2 separate regions of the Homo sapiens genome follow, and region 1 is linked to region 2. Evidence: read pairs that join two places in POLR2A ChIA-PET (ENCODE). Cell type or tissue: HepG2. All regions are shown on one strand.

Region 1 (5,000 bases), 58 kb after region 2:
AGTTGGGACAGGGCTGAACTGAGCAGTGGTATTTGAGGAAGCGATGGGAGATTAGTCGCATGAGATAGAATGAGGCAAAGTAATCTGGTGGCCAACCAGCGTCAGGGCTGAGGGAGAGCAGAGAGGTGGGAATGGTGCTCAGGTTTCTGTCTTGCTCAACGAAATAAACCTTTAATCCTTTACTTTTACACAAGGGGTTGGCAAACTTTTTCTATAAAGAGCCAGATGGAAAATACTTTAGGCTTTTCAAGCTCTGTGGTCTCTGTCATAGCGACTCCACACTGCCATTTTATTGCTAAAGCAGCCACAGACAACACATAAATGAACTGTGTTCTAACAAAACTTTATTTAACAAAACAGGCAAGGGGCCAGATTTGGCCCTAGGGCTGTCATTTGTTGACCCCTGTACTATACCATGAGGTAAGCAAAGTGCCAAGTAGACTGCCAACTAGGTGTGCCAGGTTGCTATTAAGTGAGAGAAAGGCAAGAACCCTTCTCAGACACAGAGGAACTATCTATCTCTCCTTGAGGGTGCTTCATGATCATAAAAAGATCCATCTGAAATTGTAGAGTAATTCCAACATCTAGCCCTGGGAAACCAGCTCTGGCAGGATGGAGGCAGGGTGTCTAGCCAGACGCTCAGTCTCTGTTACAGTCAGAGTGGAGGTCCTGGTCTGATACTACCATTGGGTACAAATGCAACACAATAGTAACACTAGCAAAACTTCATTAAATATTCTTTCTACACCAGCAACTGATCTCATTTAATTCCAACAAAAACCAGCAGGGCAAGTAGGTACTATTACACATCCCCGTTTTACAGATGATTAGACTGAGGCCCAAAGAGGCTCAATACCTCACCCACATCATATGGCTAGCAAGTGGCAGAACTGAGGCTTGCAACTCAGGCAGTCCAATCCCAGAGCCTGACTTGCCAACCACTCTCCAAAACGGAGGCCGTCAAGCCACATGGATGCCCACTGCCATCACGGCAAACCCACATGCTAGACCTGACACTCAGGCTGAAGCTACTCAAGGACTTGGGAACCTTTTGTCCTCTGGCCTGCGTGGTGCAGTTGTTGAAAACAAGCAGATGCAGGGAGACAGACCCATCTGCTTCAAAACCAACATCAGCAGCCACAGAGGAGGCACAGCTCTCTGAAATCTCTTCTATTAAGCCAAATGGTTGTCAGAATTAGTTCGGATGAACTGAATATATTTATATGTGAAGGTATTGCTGGAGGGTGTGGGGGCAGAAAACGAATGATCTCTGTGTGCTTGCTCTGCAAACATCCACCGAGGACTGCTGGATACCCTGTCCCTGACCTCCTGGAGGGCACCCTCTGGGAGGCGGCCAGGCACAGAAGCAGACGGTTCAAATGCCCTGGACGTCATGCACAGTGGGGTGAATGCAGGGTGCACTGGGGACACAGAGCAGGGATATCTGCCTTAGCCTGGGCACAGGAACCTGGATCCAAGCCCAGATTGGCTGAAGGGTCGAGTGGCAGCCAAGGATATTCCAGGCAGGGGGAACAGCATCTTCAAAGACAAGGGGGATTTGAGGTTTTGCTGAAGGTGAAGACGTCATGTAGAAAGGATCCAGTTGGAGAGACTGGGGACAGGTACTAGGGAAGTCTGCCACCCAGCCAGCTGGCCTGGACCACTGTAGGCCAGAGGCCACCTTGTTCTCAGCTCCTCTCTGCAACTAGAACAGCCTCTGAGTTCTAGATGAAACGCAAGGTGCTTGCCAAGAATGCGGTAATGCCAAGAACACTCTGCTGAGGTTGCATCTTGAAATAGTAAAAACGAGAGATAGTAAATCACTGCTGTCACACTATGCATTCATTATACCTGCGCTTGCAGAGGTTTAATTTGCTACACTCACTGAAAGTGTGAAAGTGGGCAGACATTAATATTGCTGTCAGCCCCTTTGTAGTATTAAAAATGTTAACAGCTCCCGTTTTAGGGGCCCTCACATTGGCCAGCACATTGCCTTAGTGCTTTATATATGATGCTATCCTATTTAACAGAGGGACAATCTGAGGCTCAGAGAGGTCCAGGAACTTGCTCAGTGTCGTATGTTGAGGAAAGGAAGAAGTCAGGGCCCAAACCCACATCTCCCTGACATCTGCGCCCAGGGTCCTCCCTCTGGGCCCCCTTGCCTTGACATCCTATGATTTAAGGACTTTGTGGATTTCTGAAAACGTTTTCATCTATTGTTATATTTGCCCCTCCAAGGAACCTTCTCATAAGGTAAGGAATCTTGGCTCAGAGAGCTAAACTGTCTTCTCCAAGGTCACACAGCTTTTGAAGGGGCAGACTGGAGACTTGAACCGAGCTCTCACCACTGCAAAGCCAAAGCTGTCTCTTTACCATGGCTCCCAAGTTCACAGCAAAGAAAATGGACAGCTAACATTCCATGCAGCTATGATTTTTTTTTTTGTTCTTTTTTTTTTGAGACAGTCTTGCTCTGTCGCCCAGGCTGGAGTGCAGTGGCGCTATCTCGGCTCACTGCAAGCTCCGCCTCCCGGGGTCACACCGTTCTCCTGCCTCAGCCTCCCGAGTAGCTGGGACTACAGGCGCCCGCCACTACGCCCAGCTAATTTTTTTTGTATTTTTAGTAGAGACGGGGTTTCACCGTTTTAGCCAGGATGGTCTCGATCTCATGACCTCGTGATCTGCCCGCCTCGGCCTCCCAAAGTGCTGGGATTACAGGCATGAGCCACCCGGCCGCAGCTATGATTCTTTAAAAAAAAAAAACCCACACTCGTGTTCTCTTGATCTTTGGCAGGTATTCGTTAAGCAATCAAAAGACAAATACCTAGGAGAGCGGAATGTGCAGGTCACAGCCAGAATGACATCATAAGGAGCAGACTGTGCCAAGTACATTTCATTTCCTCTGACAGGATGGCAGGCTGGGAGATAAAGCCCAAGCCACTGACGTTGTCAGTTCCCTTTGTTCTGAAGGACAAGCTAGATCAGCTCCACAGAAACGACTGAGGACAGAAAAGGAGACAAGTCATGCCACACACCCACAGAGGCACACCCACATAGACCTTCACAGACACACCAACACACACTCACAGGCACAGAGAGACACGCAGACAGGTAGACACACTGAAAGACATATCAAAAGGCACACGTGTATAGAAACACACAAAACACCCACACATCCCCAGAGACACACGTGCAGACTCACAGATACACACACACAAATACACACACACAGTCATGCAAACACACCTGCCTCTCTTCCATGTGTAGTCATGCAAATACACAGACAGGCGCATATACACAGACATTTTACACACTCACAGAAATGGGTGCAGACACACACACACACACAGACACACATACATGCATATATCCACATCACCCCTTGCTGCCTACTCAAACCCCCTCCTCAGTAGTCCCGGAATTATATTCTTCCCACATTGGAGACTTGGGAAAAGGAATACCTCTGGTATTTGTGCATTTTCTTGCCCCTTTCTTGCCTGATGTCTTTATCTCAAAGCTTTGGCAGTCAGCGAGGGAGGAGCTGCCTATACTACTTATTTGTAGTTTTTTGAATGTCTGTCTCCCTTGCCAGCCTGGGAGCCTAGCACAGTGTCTGTCAAGCACGTAGTAGGTGCTCAGCAAATATCTGTGAAATGAATGAATCAAACAAGTCTATATCCTTGGTGTTTAGCACAAGACTTGGCGCAAAATATGTGCTCAACTGAAGTGTGTCAAAAAAAGTAATACATGATTACGTATTATGTATGATTATGAACCACGTTCTGTTATATGCCAGGCACCTCTATGACTTCATTTTATCCTCTCCAGACCAAGAAATAGACACCAATTTCTAGACTAGGAAAATGAGACCCAAGGAAGTTAAATAAGTTACCCAAGTTTCCCAGATTCCTGGGGAAGCCATTCAAAGCCAGGCCTCTGATTGCTAAACTGACACTCAAAACAACAACTGTAGACTCTACGAAGAAATGGATGAATGAATTTTTCCCTGTGTGACACAACTCAGTGATGACCTCCACAGCCGGCTGTGACTTATCCAGGTGTGAGGTAACTCTGGAGAATGAACCGTCACGTTGTCTTCAATCCCAGGGTGACGGCTCAGTCTCCAGCCTCTGTCTGGAACCTTCCATGGGATTGTATTTTGAACATATTACATTACATTTACAGATACATATAGTGGATATCCATAGATCTATATCTATATATAGATATAGATATCCAAAAGCTGCTGATGTTTGCATTTCTGCGTGCTTCCTCTCAGCTTACACACACGCACACGCACAAAGCACATATATATTATATATATGTTTGTGTATTATATTACTATATATCTGAACATTTGTCGTTTGAGGCCCATTCTAGCCCCAGATGTTTTTCTTCTATGTTTGTGTAAACCACACAGCCCCACCCAGAATCTGTCAAATATTTTCATTTCCTTTGCCTTGGTACAATCCGTGGGTTTAAAACTCAACCAACCTGTAGGCCAATTAAGCTACTTTGCATAACAGCTGCTTTTGGCAGTGATGGATGGTGCCTGGTTGAGCATCTTGCGAATCCCGAAAGGCTCCTACCTCTGTATTATCTGCATGCCTGAGACCTGCTCAGATTCCCCTCTTTGGCCCCCTCACCCCCACAGTTTCCCTGAAAAAAGGAGGGCTGTGCAGAGAACCTTTGCCTCTGTCTGGGACAGGCAGAATATGGATAGAGACACAGAGCACAGAGGTCAGACTCTTTCCCCACAAAGGAAAATAAAAATGTCCGGCGGTAGTGGCCTCCTGGTAGGCAGGGGGCCAGGGCAGGCGGTGGTGACTCATCAACACCAGGCGGCCTGACTCAAGGCAGAGCAAGAGAGTGTCTCCGGCTCCTGTAATGAGCTCCACACTTACTCATAGCTTTGCCAGGCTAAGCACGGAGACATCTGAGGGCAAGGGAGGCTCTATTTCTGATAGCTTGACCCCAAAGATGACGTAGGTTGTTGTCTATCA
Region 2 (5,000 bases):
AATGCTTCTATCTAGAAGTGATGTACACCACTTCCCCTTATATTTCCTGGTCAGGGCAAGTCACATAGTCCAAGTTCACAGTCCATGCCCAAGTTCAAAAGATTATGTGTGCTGAAAAAGTTGTTGGTGAGCTCTAGTGTATCTACCACATAGGTGCTCTTATCAGCTTTACTTAACAGATGAAGAAACTGAAGAAGAAAATGAGGGTGAAACCATTTGCCCAAGGTCACATAGCTAGTAAGGGGTTAATGCGGAATTCAAATTTGGCCTTTGTGAATTAGGGCAGAGGTCATCAAACTCTGTAAAGGGTAGGAGAGTGAATATTTTAGGTTTTGCAAGCCATATGGTCTTCGTCACAGCTACTCAACTCTACTGTTATAGCACAAAAACAGCCACAGATGATATGTATATGAGCGGGTATGGCTATGTTCCAATAAAACTTTATTTACAGAAGTATGGGGTGGGCCAGGTTTGGCCAGTGGGCCATGGTTTGCTGACGCCTGAGTGACAGTCCTTGCTCATGACCTCAAGGTTACCTTGAACTCTGCAAATTGTGAGATAATGAACCAATGTGAGTTCTTACATCCATTTTCCACCAAATATCAGCTACAACATGACCTCCCTAGCTGCTCAGAGTTAAATGATTTCACAGACTTTAATGGGTCACTGAGCTTTCATCTAGCCAAGGTTAAGGGTAACCAGCTTCTCTTTGGGGCCTGGTTAATTATTACCGTGCAAGTTTAAAGGGAATGACAGACAGGTAATTTTCTTACTAAAAATGACAACAGGAACCATACCAAGAACCAAGCAAGCCACTCTTAAACCCCCATTAGCTGGTGGGGTCATTTCTAATGGCACATTCACCGACGGGACAATCGTTCTGCTGGCCTATGCTAACCAGCAATTGAAATCAATGGGAGGCTCTGGGCACCAAAGCGGGTTTTTTTCTGGGCCACCTAACCCAGACCTTGTTTTTCCAGCTGACACTCTGCCTGTGTCAGCTAATTCCTGCTTTGGAAAATGCATTCCAGGGCTAATAAGGACTTTAAAGTCACACTATTTTCTCACCATGTTATTAAAACCCAAACGGCTTTGCTTATTCCTAACATGACCAGGAGGTTCTCTGGCTAGCTTAGAAATTGCCCGAATGTCACAGAAGCTGGGGTTTCAATTGGGAAGACAAATCATGAGGTTTATTTATTGATTTTATTAAATTAAGAATTTGTTTTTAAATTATTCAAGTGCTGTAATAGCAAAGCAGTGAGTTAGGTGCCATAAGAGAATCACATGAAGACCACGATTGGACTAGAAGGCTGACATGTTTGAAAATCTGCAAGGCAGCGTTCACCTGCACCACTTACTTACTTGTGGTAGGAAGCTGGGCAAACCTCTTCACTTCACTGAGCCTCAGTTTCCCCACGTGTGAAATGGCAACAATGAGACCAATTTCACGGTGTTGTCATTGATGGTGGCAACGTGTAAGTGCCCCTGAGGCCATTCCTGAATTGCAGCTAGCATGGAAGCAGGAAGGTCGTAGGTCTGGCCAAGCCAGAAATAGCTGAGAACTGGCTCCGGAAAACTGGCAGAATCAAACCCAAGCTGTGCTCCCCAGTGCTAATTGGGAATTCATCAGGAGAAACAATGACCAGCCAGAATAATTAGGAGAATGAGCTAATGGAACCTGCCCACCCCAAGCTTTGTTCATCCTAGGATGGCAACCAGTCCTCCCCCAGGCTGGTCCACAGCTGTCTCGAGGGAGGAGGGCTGTGTGGGGGCAGAGGCAGAGTGTGCCTCATTTCAGCATGCCTATCTTTATCTCCACCATCAGTTCTCACGAATGCTGCGCTGAGCTCACCAGACGGGGCAGCCGGGGCCAATCATCCAAGGCTTAGGGAGACCTGTGGATGCTGGCAGCAAGGCAGGGCCATAAGATGCAGACTAGAGCCAGGCGTTTCCCGGGCCCCTGCTCCTCAGTGGTGCAGCCACAAGCAGAATTTTCAGAAGCATGGATGGGATTTCCGACTTCATCTAGACTTCACATCCGCTTTGTTCAGAAAAGAAAACTCAGGCCCGGAGACGGATAGTTAGTGATTTGCCAAAGGTCGTGTAGACATCAGTATTGCTGCCATCCCAGGAGCCAGACTCAAATCTCCTTACTGACCTGTCTATCTCAACACCCTTTAGAAAGAGAGCCACCAACACTGGAGTTGGAGAGGCTAGGGGTTTGTTTGAACAGAGAAGGGATAGTGTGAGGTCAAGGATGCAAATTTCTAAAATTCTGAGCTGGGTTAAAAGAAAAATCTTTCTCTACTGTGGTAATATCCACATTGGAACAAGGGACCCTCCTCTCATCCCTTCATCACCAGACTATATTCAAGTCACGTATCCCCACCCAGAGGGAAAGGTTAGCTGCAGATGAAGAAGATGGAGCACAAACACTATTATTGCCTGATTCACTTTGTGGAAAATTTTCTAATCCTGGCCCTGCCATTTCCTGGCTGCGTGTCCTTGGGTAAGTTACTTCTCTGCTCTGAGCTCTGATTTCCCCACCTGCCAAACTGGGGTAGTGGTAGAATTGAGAATCTTTTGTAAGCTGTAATTTGTTAGATGAATGGAAGGTTTTGACCAAGGGGATTTTACATGTAAAGCAGACTGAGGCAGAGAATTTTTAGTTCATAGCAGGTGCCCCTGTTCCCTAAAAGAAGGCAAAGAAAAATAATGCCAGGCAGCTACCCCGCAGAGCCTGGAACCTCCTTCCTGTTTTAACAACCTCCCTGTAAACAGTCCAGGGGGTGATAAAGTCTCCTTCACTGAAATTCTGTGGTAAATTGCATTCCAGGCAGACTCACCAATCATTAGCCATGCGATCTTGTTTATCCTGCCCCAGCCTGGAATTTGGCCTCTTACAAAATCCCAGCTACAAAAGGAAAACAGGTTGGACCAAAACTGCTTAGTGAGTAAAGGAAGGCTTCCAAGAGGAAGGCTGGGGGATGTTTACTAAACAGATGCCAGGCCCAGGCCCACGCACCAGACCCTGGCCTGAAAGTTCCAGCTGACCTTCCTGTTGACATTGATTTGAAAGTTTGTGGTATGATCTGGCCCCCAGAGAGGATAGCTCCCAAACTTGGGTAATTGACTAGGCTCTGCCAAAAGTCAGGTCTCCGCTGCCAGTCATGGCCACATTGCCTTCCATTTGCCCAATGGAGGGATTAACATTTGTCGGGTACCTTGTATGGGGTGGGGATTGTGCAGTTCTCATCATTTCCCTCAGAAGTTTTGACAGAAGCATAACTTGAGTCTCTTCTGATCTATTGAGTCATTTGCCCAAGGTCATAGGGCCGGGAGGGTGAAATAGACAGGGGTGGCTGCTGTTTGTGTCGGCCGACACATTTCCTCCCCTCTCCACTTCTTAGGATAGCAGACCAAGATAGCCTGTCCACAGAGGCTGGGTGCAAGACCCAGGCTGATCCAATCCTAAGACCATATCCTCCTGGCAAAATCAGAGAGGAGCGTGCGACCAAGATGGGCCATTCAGATGCTGTTTCAAACATTTAACGTATGTAACTACATTTATGCCTCACGCAATGGACTGAATATTTCTGTCTCCCCAGATTTGTATGTTAAAATCCTAACCTCCAATGTGGTGATATTTGGAGATGGGTCCTTTGGGAGACAACTGAGTCATGAGAGTGGATCCCTCATGGAAGAGATTAGTGCCCTTATAAGAGGGACTCCAGAGAGCTCTCTTTCCTCTTTCCACCCTGCAATGACACAATAACAATCTGCAGCCTGCAGCAGGGCCCTGGAGCCAAACCATGCTGGCACCCTGACCTCAGGCTCCCAACCTCCAGAACTGTGAGAAATAAAGTTCTCTGGTTTATGGTACCTATTAGGTTGGTACAAAAGTAATTGCAGTTTTTGCCATTAGTTGTTTTTTTTGTTTGTTTGTGTGTTTGGTTTGTTTTGTTTTTCTTTTTTTTTTTTTTTTGTGAGATGGAGTCTCGCTCTGTCACCCAGGCTGGAGTGCAGTGGCATGATCTCGGCTCACTGCAAGCTCCGCCTCCTGGGTTCATGCCATTCTCCTGCCTCAGCCTCCCGAGTAGCTGGGACCACAGGCACCTGCCACCACGCCTGGCTAATTTTTCGTATTTTTAGTAGAGACGGGGTTTCACCGTGTTAGCCAGGATGGTCTCGATCTCCTGACCTCATGATCCGCCCACCTCGGCCTCCCAGAGTGCTGGGATTACAGGCGTGAGCCACTGCACCCTGCTTGCCATTAGTTTCAATCACAAGAACTGTAATTACTTTTGCATCAACCGTATAGTTATTGCAGCCCAAACTAAGATACCTCTTAGCAACCCAATGATATAGATCCTTACTGTACAGACAAACAGAGTTGTTATGTAACTTACTGGAGCTCACACAGCTAGTTAGTGGGAAGGCTAAGATTCAAACTCCAGAGCCCACACTCTTAGCCACTAGGCTAGCCTGAGCCTAGTGACTGTCCTCTTTCTGTTCCACCACAAAGCTTCTTGTGGCTTTGTTTTTCGTGAGAACGTCTAGTCCCTCCCCAACTCTGCTTTGAGGTGTTATTTAAACAATGTAATCGGGCCAATCTGCTTCTCATAATGCCTGACTCATTCTCTGTCTTCTACAGTGTCAAGTCCAAGTAGCATGTCTACTGTTGGGTCTGTGCTGCCTCCCCTCAATGGCTCACCCACACCCCCACACACATACACACCCACACACACACACCTGCTGACAGATCAGGCCACTGATGATTTCTGGAAAATGTCAGCTTCCTAGGGTGGCATCGTCCATACATATAATGCAAGTCACGTATGTAATTTTACATTTTCTAGCAGCTACATTAAAAAAGTAAAAAGAGGCCAGGCGCACCTGTAATCCTAGCACTTTGGGAGGCTGCGGCAGGCGGATCACGAGGTCAGGAGTTCGAGACCAGCCTGACCAACATGGTGAAACCTCATCTCTACTAAAAA

Evidence for each region. Peaks named below come from ENCODE experiments on the same cell type or tissue, not always from the same donor. Only the 100,000 strongest peaks of a DNase experiment are listed, where the experiment ranks them.
Region 1: POLR2A ChIA-PET joins it to region 2 with 27 read pairs; 13 of 35 experiments call an interaction of 5 or more read pairs at or near these places.

The regions. Positions count from the first base shown.
Region 1 is chr5:173,764,462-173,769,461 of GRCh38, reverse strand. All of the region lies in intron 1 of LOC124901138 (a long non-coding RNA gene), which reads left to right. Among named protein-coding and RNA genes, the nearest start is that of LINC01484, 21 kb to the right of the region's middle. In HepG2, no CTCF peak of the experiment used is centred here; DNase peaks (open chromatin) are centred at 1,290, 2,371, 2,861 and 4,841; H3K4me3 peaks cover 326 bases.
Region 2 is chr5:173,822,245-173,827,244 of GRCh38, reverse strand. No RefSeq gene overlaps it. Among named protein-coding and RNA genes, the nearest start is that of LINC01485, 34 kb to the right of the region's middle. RefSeq lists a cis regulatory region at 4,421-4,823. In HepG2, no CTCF peak of the experiment used is centred here; DNase peaks (open chromatin) are centred at 74, 664, 2,894, 3,314 and 2 weaker places; H3K4me3 peaks cover 2,436 bases.